Linked DNA regions of Homo sapiens: region 2 is linked to region 1. A link is a contact called in ENCODE Hi-C or POLR2A ChIA-PET data. All regions are on one chromosome and are shown on one strand. The core of a region is the stretch at or near the end of the contact, and the rest is flanking DNA. Distances in the headings are between cores, read along the strand shown.

Evidence for each region. Hi-C counts contacts between places; a loop is a spot of excess contacts on that map. ChIA-PET counts read pairs that join two places held with the same protein, here RNA polymerase II (POLR2A). Pooled maps may share reads with other maps.
Region 2: a map of naive thymus-derived CD4-positive, alpha-beta T cell shows a loop between it and region 1 (4-fold over the local background). The contact joins the enhancer-like site here to the promoter of SLC2A13 in region 1. A Hi-C loop is called at or near these places in 1 of 168 maps with a recorded cell type or tissue (naive thymus-derived CD4-positive, alpha-beta T cell) and 4 of 50 pooled maps. POLR2A ChIA-PET finds 5 or more read pairs at or near these places in 1 of 52 experiments (WTC11).

What each region holds. Positions count from the first base shown.
Region 1 is chr12:40,102,419-40,108,610 of GRCh38, forward strand. It overlaps SLC2A13 (solute carrier family 2 member 13), which reads right to left and starts at 3,663. Exons shown (of 10, transcript NM_052885.4): 1 at 2,835-3,663. The coding sequence starts at 3,390. RefSeq lists silencers at 3,097-3,186, 3,197-3,266, 3,287-3,546, 3,567-3,816, 5,198-5,327 and an enhancer at 4,817-4,986.
Region 2 is chr12:42,094,208-42,100,399 of GRCh38, forward strand. It overlaps GXYLT1 (glucoside xylosyltransferase 1), which reads right to left. Exons shown (of 8, transcript NM_173601.2): 6 at 3,703-3,826; 7 at 3,235-3,407. Among named protein-coding and RNA genes, the nearest start is that of GXYLT1, 48 kb to the right of the region's middle. Within about 2 kb of position 3,969, at least 7 of the 41 ENCODE cell types and tissues checked have a DNase peak (open chromatin) inside an H3K27ac peak, as active enhancers do.

The sequences.
Region 1 (6,192 bases), core at 2,413-4,912:
AATGGAATTTGGATTTTTTTTTTTCGTTTTTGCTCACCATTCATTTATTCAACAAGTATCTCCTATGTGGCAGGAATATATCAGTGAACAAAATGAGCAGAAATCCTTGACCCACATGGGCCGTATATTTTACCACAGGTAAACGTGTGGAGGAAAGAAGTTCTTAGAGCAAACTTGTCTGAAAAAGGTATCAAAAGCCACATTTTGTTATTCATCAACATTTCCTAAATATCATAAGGACAAAACAACAAATCCCTGACTACACATAAAATTTAACTACTTAAAAAACAATGGCATAAAATTAACCCAGATTGTGTACCAAACAAGCAAACTGATTTAATGTCCCTCAAAAAATGCTCATGTTAGGAACCCATTTCCTTGTAGCTTAAAAAAAAGTGATTTTCTTTGTAAGTTTTAATGATTTTATGTGTATAATTACATGCTTTGCATAGATCCTAATTTTAATCCTAATTTGAAGTGGATTTATTTCATTACTGTTTTGTTTTGAATGCGGCCTATTTCAAAGCCTGTTTATGATCTTAAAACATTCTTCATTTTGTAAATGAAGAGGGCTTTTACGAAACTGCCTCAGGGCTTCTATTCTGAGAGGTATGTTTCTGGAAGTGAGATGGGCCACACCAGAACTGAATGGAGAACATATCTAAACTGGGCTTCTCTATTGAACCAACCAGCCCAGAGACCACAGAATGAGGCTGCAAGACAGAGAGGCCTCCACAGCTCTTGCACACCAACACTTCCAATCTGATCTCCTGCTTTGTCCTCTATTGCTGCTTCCACCTATTCCCCAAGTATGCCCTATGCTTTCCTTCCTTTACCCATTTTGCCCCTTGCTTAGAACGTCCTTTCCTCGTTTCTGTTAAAATACTGACATGTCAACATACCATTTCCATTGGTAAGAGCTTCTGGCTTCCCTCTGTTGGAGATAACTGTACCCCCTCTGAATTCATCAGCCATCTCTGATAACCTATCTTATAAAGCTTAGCAAGTTCTACGTTGCTTTTGCCCCAGCTTGCTACATTTACTAAAGTATAATACATTCTCCTCACTATTCAGCTCACAACATCTGGAAGGGGACCTTACACAGAACAGGGCTCAATTCGCAGGTCAGATAAAAAGAGTAAACATAATACCCAAGATTTTAACCAATACCTGCCATAGCAAAACACTAGGAAGCTTCATTTAGACAGCTCTGCAAAGCATGATTCAATTTCAAAATTACAGAAAAGATTGAGGTTGACAGAACAATTCTTGCTACCTAAAATGATGTTATTTCTATGTCAGAAGCAACAAAAAAGGTCCAGATGTCCCAAGCAGACAATGCTGAGAAAAGAATCGTGGTCACTTAAACAGCAGGTTATTTGTTGAAGGGTCCTGAAGGCCCAAGTAGTTTCCACACAAATAGGTTTCATTTCAGCTGGATTTTTTGGTCACTTTGGATATTTTTGTGCCAACTTAATATGTTACGGAGAGCTTTGCCCTACCTTTGCTAATTAACAGTACAATAAACAGCAAAAGGAAGGTCACTACTGACAAACTTTGAATATAAAGTGCAGTGAGCTGGGTTTTAGGCTCATGGTTCCCGCATGTGGAGTTGAATATATGGCCTTTGCTTCCCTTCAGAACCCACAGAGAAAGGGTGAAAAGCACAAACATCAAACAAGTGGTGAATACACAGATCAGCAGCAGCCCCAGGTTTAAAGCGCTTTCATCAAGCCCCAGCCATAGGGAAGAAATACTTCAACAGCACCCTAAGGGAAACAAAAAACTGAATTATGAAACGAAACATTAAAAAAGCATCAGCGGTGTGTCTTAGAAAAATTACTAGTGAGATTTAAGTCACAGCCCCCCACTTTCCCTCAAAAGTGCTTTCTAATAATACAGAGCACATTCCAAATAGCTTCCCTCTGCCAAAAACTTGCCAATTGTACCTCCCCTGCTCAGCAACCAGGGTGAAAAAAATTCAACGCCAGGAGAACCTTAATGCCTTCATTTTTGAAGTAAATTCCAAACATTTATCTTGCGGGGCATTTATCCACAGGGGGAGTAGCTCCTAAATGAATTAAGGAAGTGAATATGACCTTTAATAGATAATTTGGTTCCCAACTGGAAAGCAGGAGAGGAAAAACAAAGAGGAGAATGGATAAAAAAGGATTCAAATGAAAAAGTTGGAAAAACAGAGGAGAATGGAATTTACTTGGGAAAAGAATGAAAGCTGAAAGGCAATAGAAAAAGCATAAAAGCAAAAGGAGATGCCATCTAAAGACAAATGCTAGATAAGCAAAGAGGGCAGGGGTCGCTAATAAACCTTTCAGAGTCCAGAATTACTTAACTCTAAATATTATCTCACTGTAACTTGACGATGGTCTAGGTTCCAGGCTGGGAGCCCCAGAAAACGAAAGGGGCTAGCAGTGGAGAGGCAAGGTGGGACAGTGCAGGAAAGCAGAGACCCTCGTAAGCTCAAGAAGCAGCATCAGGTTAGGCTGGATCAAGGAAAGAGCTGGTGCTCAGCTAGGTTTCTGGAAGTGCTGAGAGGCAACAACCACTTGGACTGACTGGTCCGTGGCCTATCAAAGATTCCACGTGCGCTCGAGGGAGACTAGAGTGACACCCCCTCCCCCCCGACCCTCCCACCTCCCGGGAGAGCCTTGGAGGCTGGACCAACAAACAGATGGGCTCTGGAGGCCAGAGAAGTGGAGGATTCTCTGACCCTGGGAGACCAGACGGGGACCCCGATGGGCAAGAGGCACGCAACACCCAGGGTCAAGGGCGGTGACAATGGGATCCCGGGCGCCCTTCACGGAGCCCGAACTCACCGATGCCGAGTCCCACGACCAGGCGGCCGGCGAGCAGTGTCTCCTTGTTGTTGGCCGCAGCCAGCACCGCGGAGCCGGCGGTGAAGAGGGCACTGGCCAGGAGGATGGCAGCGCGGCGGCCGAAGACGCCGTTGAGGGCGCCTCCGGCCAGCGCCGAGACGGCAGCCGCCCCCACCGTGCTGGACACCAGCAGCTCCTGCCACAGCGCGTCCAGACTGAGCTGCCGCTTGAGCAGCAGCATGGCCCCTGACACCACCCCGGTGTCATAGCCAAACAGGAAGCCGCCCAGCGCGGAGAAGACGGCCACCACGTACACGAAGGCGGGGGTCTCGTCCTGCTGGAACTGCCGCCGCGCCGCGCGCTCCAGGTCCCCGACGCCGCCGCCGCCCGCGCCCGCGCTCTGCAGGCTGGTGCTCGATTCGGCGGCAGCCAGGAGGCTGCACTCCCCGGCCGCGCTCGCCGCGTCCGGCTCCGGCTGCTTCCTGCGCCGCTCGCCCATCAGGCTGCTCAGGCTCCGCAGCGTGTACTCCACATTCTCGCTTGCCTTGCGGGACATAGGGCAGGGGCCCGGGGCTGCCCGGGGGGACGCGGCTCCGCGGGCCGGCAGTCTCGGCGAGCTAGACAGCCCGAGCCGGCGGGAGCAACCGCCGCTGCCGCCGCTTTCTTCCTCCCGGCTTCCGCTCCGGCTGCCACGGCAGCAGCCGCCGCCACGGCCGCTCCGGGGAGAAAGTTGCTGCCCGCCGCGCTCCGACGCTGCGGAGTTGGAGCCCGGCGGGTCTCACTCCACACTCACGCCCCGCGCCTGCCGAGCTGGCGCTGCGGAGCGGGCGGGAGGCGGGACCGCGGGTCACGTGCAACCCCGGGCCGGCGGGGCGGGGCCCGGGAAACGTCCCGCCCCCTCCTTGGGCGGGGCCAGGCTCAGCCCGCCCCGGACCCCTAAACCCCGCCCTCCCGGTGGGTGCGACCTCTGACCTAGGCTCCCTCATTTAGGGCTCTGGCAACCGTATGGAATTAACCCTGCCTTCCGAGCTGCAGCGGTGGAGCAAGCCAATGTGGCGATGCCATCAGGCAACAGGCTTCCAGACGGGAAGCCACCCAGAATGTTTGCCGTGTTTGGAGAGGAGGGAGAGAGCACCTAAACCAGCCTCACTGTCCTTCCAGCAGCCTAGAGAGAGGGCTGGAAAAAATATCCTAGAATAGGACCTAGCAAGTACCCTTCCTTTTATAGTATTGTGACATTACCCAGCGTGGTCTACTTCCCTGGCATTAAATGTGTTTGTTCTGGAGCAATTCAGGGCTGCATGCTCCCATTTCTATAGCTAGTTTCCACTCTCATCGCCAGTCCCTCCTCAATTTATGCTTATTTTAAAGGAATGGTACATTTGATTCTTTGAGGACAGAGAACATATCTCTGTGGTGAATCCCAAACCCTCCTTCCATGGATCCCCGACCTGTAAAAGAAAATTCACATATATGCATTCCACTCATGTAACGGGTAATTCCCAGAAATAGAAAGAAAACTCAAGACCCTGATTTGTGATTCGGCAGGCAGTCTCCATTTCCCCGCCCCAACATGCTAACCAAAAGGTAGGATAGCTTCTCTCCTGAGAATCCCCACTGTTGCCCTCCATGAGGCACTGTTTTAACAGCCTCATTTACTTGAAACAAAGCAAAGATAACGTTATTTGCAACCAATTTTTTAAACTGTTGAGTGAATTAACAGTTGTTGGTTCATTTGGGGTTTGTTTCCCCCTTTAATTTAAATGTTTTTAAAATATACAGTTGCGCATCAGGGGCTAAAGATAGTTTGTTTTGTTTTGTTTTGTTTTTGAGACAGATTCTCGCTCTGTCGCCCAGGCTGGAGTGCAGTGGCGCTATCTCGGCACACTGCAGCCTCCGCCTCCCAGGTTCAAGCGATTCTCCTGCCTCAGCCTTCCTAGCAGCTGGGACTGCTAAAGATGTTTTGTGCCTCTAATTTGCTTTCATTCTTCAGGCTGAGGGCAAAAAGTCAAGCATCATATGATTCTATTCCTACAATTCCACTGCTCTTTTATTTCCCTTATTTGAGCAAAAGCTTTCTTAGCCTGGGGCCTATTTTTCATGCAGCTATAACTTTTTTCCTTTCAGACAAAAGGATTTTGTCATTCCTGTTTCAGTAAAAACTTATATTAGAATTTGTCAAAACTGCTTTCGTTTTGATTATCAGTCACGATTATCTCTACAATATAGTACTTTCCTTGCCAGCAACAAGGAAAAATAAACTAATGAAGCCAGACGGCTTAACTATTTAAATGTTATCGTCTGGCTTTAAAGCAAGGCTCTACCGTCATTCCCAGGCATCAGTTAAACAGAGAGAGCCTTTAGATCTGCAGCAATGAACTCTTTAATATTCAGACCTCGGACAATATTGCAGGTGAGAGCGCGCCTTTTCCGCGGCATGCTACGGTATAGTAAAACTGCGCCCCCTGGTGGTGAGCCAATTCCCACGGCTTCTGAAGAGAAGGGCTCCGCAGATGAGAAGCATCTGGTTCTTTGACAGTTCCCTCTTGCTGAGATGAAAATAAACTACTTTTTGTCTCAGCTGGTGCAGTGAACATCTTGGTTCCTGAGCATTCCTTGCTTGAAATTCAGCTTTGGGGTCATAGAACAAGAAACTACTTTAAAAATTCTGTTCCGTATTAGGACAGTTATGTATCTGCGGTCAGGTTACATTTTAAAAGAAATGTGACGTGAAAAAAAAGGCATCGGAGGCCGGGCGCGGTGGCTCACGCCTGTAATCACAGCACTTTGGGAGGCTGAGGCGGGTGGATTACGGGGTCAGGAGTTCAAGACCAGCCTGGCCAACGTGGTGAAACCCTGTCTCTACTAAAAATACAAAAGTTAGCCGGGCATGGCGGCACGCGTCTGTAATCCCAGCAACTCGGGAGGCTGAGGCAGAGTATTGCTTGAACCCAGGAGGCGGAGGTTGCAGTGAGCCGAGATCGTGCCACTGCAATCCAGCCTGGGCGACAGAGCGAGATTCCATCTCAAAAAAAAAAAAAAAGCTTCGGAGAGTTAAACAGAATTCGTCTCAGCCTTGAGAGGGAGTCCAGTTCAACTTAGCATCAGCGCGTGAGTCTAATATGGAGTTCCCCAAAGTCGGCCCCAGCTGCGGTTTATGATGAACTGGAAAACCCATGGGCTGAGAATCAAAAGAGATGAATGTCAACACCACCATTGTTTTACCGTAAAACTTTCCACAAACCACAAGATTAGCTTGTGCTTTGCTTTTTTTTTTTTTCTCTCATTTGAAGAGCAGATAATGGTGCAGCAACTACTCATTGACGAGAGTGTTAAAGGGTATTTTTGAAATATAATT
Region 2 (6,192 bases), core at 2,719-5,218, 2.0 Mb after region 1:
GCCAAGCCTGGTGACATGCACCTGTAGTCCCAGATATTTGGGAGGCTGTGGGAGGATCAACTGAATCCAGAAGGTCAACGCTGCAGTAAGCTGTGATCACACTACTGCACTCCAGCCTGGGTGACAAGAGCATAACCCTGCCTCAAAAAAAAAAAAAAAAAAAGATGAGGCTGGGCTTGATGACTCATGCCTGTAATCTCAGCCACTATGGAGGCTGACGGTGGCAGACTGCTTCAGCTCGGTAATTCAAGACCAGCCTGAGAAACACAGCAACATCCCCATCTCCATAAAAAATACATATGTTAGCTGAGTGTGGTGGCACGTGCCTGTAGTACCAGCTACTTAGGAGGCTGAGGTGGGAGGATCGCTTGAGTCCAGGGGGCAGGGGTTACAATGAGTCAAGACTGTGCCACTGCACTCCAGCCTGGGTGACAGAGCAAGACCCAGCAGTGAAAAAAAAAAAAATTGATAAACTTATTACATGAAAAATATTATACAAACTGAATGGCATCAAATACCATAAATAAGTCAAATTGGTAGAAAAATATTCACAATGTATATCACAGGAAAAGTACTAATATTCCTAACATACAAAGAACTTTTAACAATTAAAGGGAGGAGAGGGCAAGAAAGCCCAAACGCCCTCATGGTAATAATGATGGTTGTACAATTCTGCAAACATGCTAAAAGCTACTGAATTATATATTTGAAATGGGTGAACTTTGTGGTATATAAATTATGTTTCATTAGTTATTTTTAAAAAACTATAGAAGAATAGGAGAAATATTTAAAAGAAAATTCACCCCCAAAAAGATATAAAAATATTTCATAAATATATAAAAAGATTAAACTTCACTCGTAAGAGAAATGCAAATTAAAACTACACTAAGATACCATTTCTCACCCATCAGAATGACAAAATTTTAAAAGCTTGATACTATACTCTGTTGACGAGGATGTGGGGAACAGACTGTCTCACAAATCATTGGCAGGAATACAAACAATCCCTATGGAGGAACACAGGTAATAATTTCAATCCAATAATCCCACTTCTAGGAATTTACCATGAAGATTCACCTTCCAACAATACAAATATATATATATGACACAGCTAACTGTACATTGCTGCATTATTTATAATTCAAGCTATTGGAAACTACCAAAATGTCCAAACATAGAGAATGGCTGAATAAACTCTGGTACATACATAAAGTACCATACAGTTTAAAAAAAAAAACTGAGGAAAATATCTCCAGAATATTTTAAATATAAAAAGCAAAGAATGAATGAAGATATACACTAAGCTACCTTTTGTGTAAGAAAATGGAAATTACAGAACATACATACATCTGCTCATCTTATTAAAAACACAGGAAGGATAAACCAGAAAACAATGAAATTGGTACCCGATAGAGGTAGGGGGCAGTTAGGATAAACGGGCTAAGATAACAGGTTACATCTGAGTAAACCCTTATGTTATTCTGACTTTGTGAAGTATATTAATATCCCCCTATCAAAAAATGCAATTATATCAACAAAGATAGTGGAAAAAAGCTAAAACTGAAAGCATACGGAAACGAATGAATCCAATTGTATTTCAAATAAATAAAATAATCACACTGAAAGATCGGAAAAAAAGAACTAACCCAAGTAACTTCTGAATACAGTATTGAGTACACACCCTTGTCTGGGAGCAGGGGAGAGGAAGAGGAAGGACTGAAAACAAATCCTAAGCCATTTTTAGTAAGCTGGTTTGGGGGTGGAGACAATGGTATGAAAGGAACATTTCTGAAATTATTTTAAATGACTGTAAGATTAAGCAAATGACAAAATGTGTTGATGACAGAAGTCAGGATTCTAACTGTGGAAGAAAGAAGATATAATATAGAGTAGAAGAAAGGAAGAGCCTTGGAAGAATGGCATGGAATTAGAGAATCAGGTGTGAACACATTAACATCATGTGTGCACGCTTATACTTCCTAGCTCTGCCACTGAAAAAGCTCAAAAGCAATGAGACCCTGGTAGCAATAAACATGCCTAATATCCAGAGCCTACTAAAGGGAACCAGAGCTCCTTTGACAGATGACTAATTTCAACAGTAGGGCAGGGAAAGTATAAAATAAACCTGGAATATTTTGTTGGAACAGAAAATAAAAGAGGTACTCAAAAAAAGTGATGAGGACATGTCAAAGGGACACAAGAAGTAGCCAATGGGGCTCCCAATGGCCATACCTGGAACAACTTTAGCATTAACATAATTAGAAGGAAAAATGAATTATAAATCATTGGAGGAACATAAGTATCAAAGGGTTCATACTGATTATATAAACATCAATATATGTGCAAAAGGGAGCGATCTTCCTTATAGACGCATGCCAAGTGTCAAATGATGTATGTGGAAGGAGTGCTATTGTTGAACAATCATCAATTTGCAAATAACATGGTGAAGATTGTTTTGGGCAAGAACCAACGATAGATGCTAAATCTTGTAGGAAAATTTTAATGAGAAGCAGAATGTTTACATGATTTTAAAAGGTTCTTCCCATAGGCTGCTTATAAGAGGAAAAATAACTACACTGTGGAGAAAATAAATGACATTTTGACTGACTGATCAAAATCAACATCACCAGTGAGGGGCAGACAAAAGGGACTATGACTATGAGGGCCTGAGAAGCACACATCACCACCTATACAGAATTCTGAGCAGGCATGTATATCCTGAACCTAATCGTAAGGAAACATTAGACAGGCCAAAATGAAGAACATTCTAATAAAAAAAGGGGTGAAGAGGCTCTATTGTCCAAATATGCCAATGTCATATAAGACAAAGACTGAGAAACTGTTCTAGATCAAAAGAGAGTAAAGCCATATGGATGGCAGATTAATGTATTCCATCAGTATTAAATTTTCTAGCTTGACATATGTACTGTGGTTAATAAAAGAGCGTCCTTATTCTTAGTTTAAAAAAAAAAACTGAAGTTTTTAGGGGTAAAAGAACTTAATGTATGCAACTTACAATCAAATTTAAGTTGAGTTTTCTGAAAAAACAACTACATTGTTTTCAGGAAAAAAAAATGTAGAGAGAAAACCAACGACAAAGCAAATAAGGCAAAATGTTAATAACAGATGAGGCTGAGTGTGTGTAAAAATTCTTTGTACTATTTTTGTAAACTAACCATTAGCTTGAAAGTATTTTCAAACAAAAAGTTAAAAAAAAGGAAAGGCAAATCTTACATTTCTCAGTGCTTCATAAACAGCTCTAAATGCTGGTTGCTTATCGTCATGGTAAACACCTCTGTTCCCATGAAGAATAAAGATTCCTCCTTCTTCTGCTTCTTGGCAATTGCTTCCATATATACAATGATCTGGTCGATAATTCCATTGACACGGAAAAACAAAAAGGCTTTCTACATAAAGAAAAGACCAAACAATGAAGCAAATACCCCTAATTCCACAGATGTAACATTATGCAAAACTTTCAGTTAAAAAATACAGCTCTTACAAGTAAGAATTAATGAAAAATGTCTGGCATTTAGATCTCTTCCAATTAAAGCAAAATTCAAGAAAAGTTTTACTCCGTCTTAAACATAAATAGCAATAATCATTAATATAAGACAGAATCAGATAAGTGCATGTTTTCCTTTTTCACTAAGTATTATCTGTGATTTTTTTAATGCAAATAAAAGGAATTTAAATAATTACCTGGATTATGAAAAAACACGATATTCAATAGATCTTGATCACCCCATGTGATGTTTAGTTTGTATTTTTTAAGCAATGGCATAAGTATATCTCCCCATTGTAGTCGTACAGTTGTCATATCATTCTGTTGATAAAAACATTCAAAAGAGCTTCAGACTTTCAGGCTTAAAATGGCAGCATGATGACAGTTCCTCATTCTTCCCACAGCAACCATTACAAATCCACAAAGAGAAATGCAAACTCCTCACAATATCAAGTGACATTTCTAACCCTAAATGTGAGAAGGGCTGTACAGTAAAACAGAAGATAACAAAAGGAAGTTGTATGTGGCAGTGACAAAACTAGTAAGTCACGAAAGAAAGCGAAAGTAACTGTGTCCTTATCTTAAAATGAAGATAGTTTTGGTACCTACGTCTGGGCCTACGTCAGAGTTGTTGATGATTAAAATTGTTAATATATAAATTTAAAGTGCTTGGAATAGCACCTGACACGTGGTAAATATTCAGTGTTAGCTATTATTATTTTTTACCATGATGGCTATTAGTCTGATTTATTTGCTTAACTTCTATAATTGGCAGTTCAAATAGATCATTTTGAAATTGATAAATCAAATTAAAAAATGCATACACAACTTAAGTTAAACACTAAAAAACAATATGATTGACAAAAATCAAGGCTGCAGAGGGAGTGGGGAAGATCAACAAAGAAGGAGAAATGTATGAGTTTTGTGTCTACTTGTAGTAAAAAATTCTCACAGAGAACTGGCCTTTTTATGATGGATTTTCCTATCCAAAAACATAGTGTATCTTTCTACTTATTTAAGTGTTCATTTATCTTATTAAATTTAAAACATATATATATATATATATATATATAATACATGTGTGTGTATATATACATGTATATATCCTGCCAATTTCTTTCAAGTTTGTTCCTATGTATGCTATTTCTTTTGAGGGTCTTCCATTTTATATTCTAAAAGGTTGCTATTTGTACATTAGAAAACGCAAGCAAAGAATTCTGTAAAGAGGCACCATGAATGACATATAAAGTCAAAGAAGATTTGCTGAGGAAAATAACTGGGTCCAGTCTAGCAGATGTATGCAGTCCCATAAACTCTCACCATCCCAGAGAGAGGCAAGTTAGGACTGGCAGCTTTGGCAATATTAAGACTGCACTCCAAGAAAGAGACCCTAGTCTCCTGATGCCTCTCATGCTACTGAAGAGCTGACAGATTCACCCAACCCATTTTAACAACTGTAAGCTTTGCTATCAGAATTACAACCCTGCTAACAAAAGTATTTTCCTATTCTTGGATATCAACTAATTGGCATATCAACACTGTTTTCAGGAGGAGACCATACTACGCTACTTGAGAAAGAACCCCTGGAGTCAGCCAGCACAGTAAATGGTTTGACTCTCCTTTTAAAAGCAGCAATTTCTGTATTTTAGTTTTCAACTCAGCCAAATTAACTATATATCCTTAATGTTTATAGTAGTTTTAATAGGTTGAGGTTTTCCAGGGATATAAATATGTCACGCAAATAATAATTCTACATCCTATCTAATTTTTATACCTATTTCTTTCATTTGTCTAATATGGGGGCTTGTTATTCCTCCATGCTGAGAACCACTATTTAAATATTACTTAATAGTTATGATGTCAGGCACAGCGACTCACGCCTGTAATCCCGGCACTTTGGGAGGCCGAGGCAGGCTGATCAGTTGAGTTCAGGAGCTCGAGACAAGCCTGGGCAACATGGTGAAACCCTGTACCAAAAGTACAAAAAACTAGTCACGCATGGTGGTACACGCCTGTGGTCCCAGCTACTTGGAAGGCTGAGGTGGGAGGATCACTTGAGCCTGGGAGGTGGAGGTTTGCAGTGAGCCAAGATTGTGCCACTGCACTCCGGCATGGGTAACAGAATGAGACCCTGTCTCAAATAAAAAAAAGTTATGGTAATATTAATAGATATCCTTATCTTCATTTTAACTGGAAAGCTCCTACTGTTTAGCCATTAAGCACAATGCTGCCTTTTGAAATGAGATAAAAATATAATACTAATAATCTATCAATTTATATTTTATGCTTTTTTAAAATAAAAAAGATACTGAATTTAGTGCTTTTTCAGATACTGAATGTAATGCTTTTTTCTTAATGCTCAAAACTTGTTATTTGAAAACCCAAAGTTAAATACTTAAGGGAGCAAGAAACTGAGTCCAATGAGAACTTGGTGTTGGAAGGGGTAGAAGTGAATACCGGGCCTTTTAGATCTATGTGACTCGGGGACTATCCAGAGTAAAAACCAGTATTCTTCATAGTGCAGTTCACAGCAGTTCACATAGTGTGCTACTATGTAAATTTTTTCTATGTCCTCAATAAGATTAAGTAATTAAGTATAGAAATTAAGAGTAAGATTTAGAAACTTTTACAGCAAGTTAACAGTTTTATGTGTACTTAATATATTTCTCTAGTAATCTCTCTTTTAC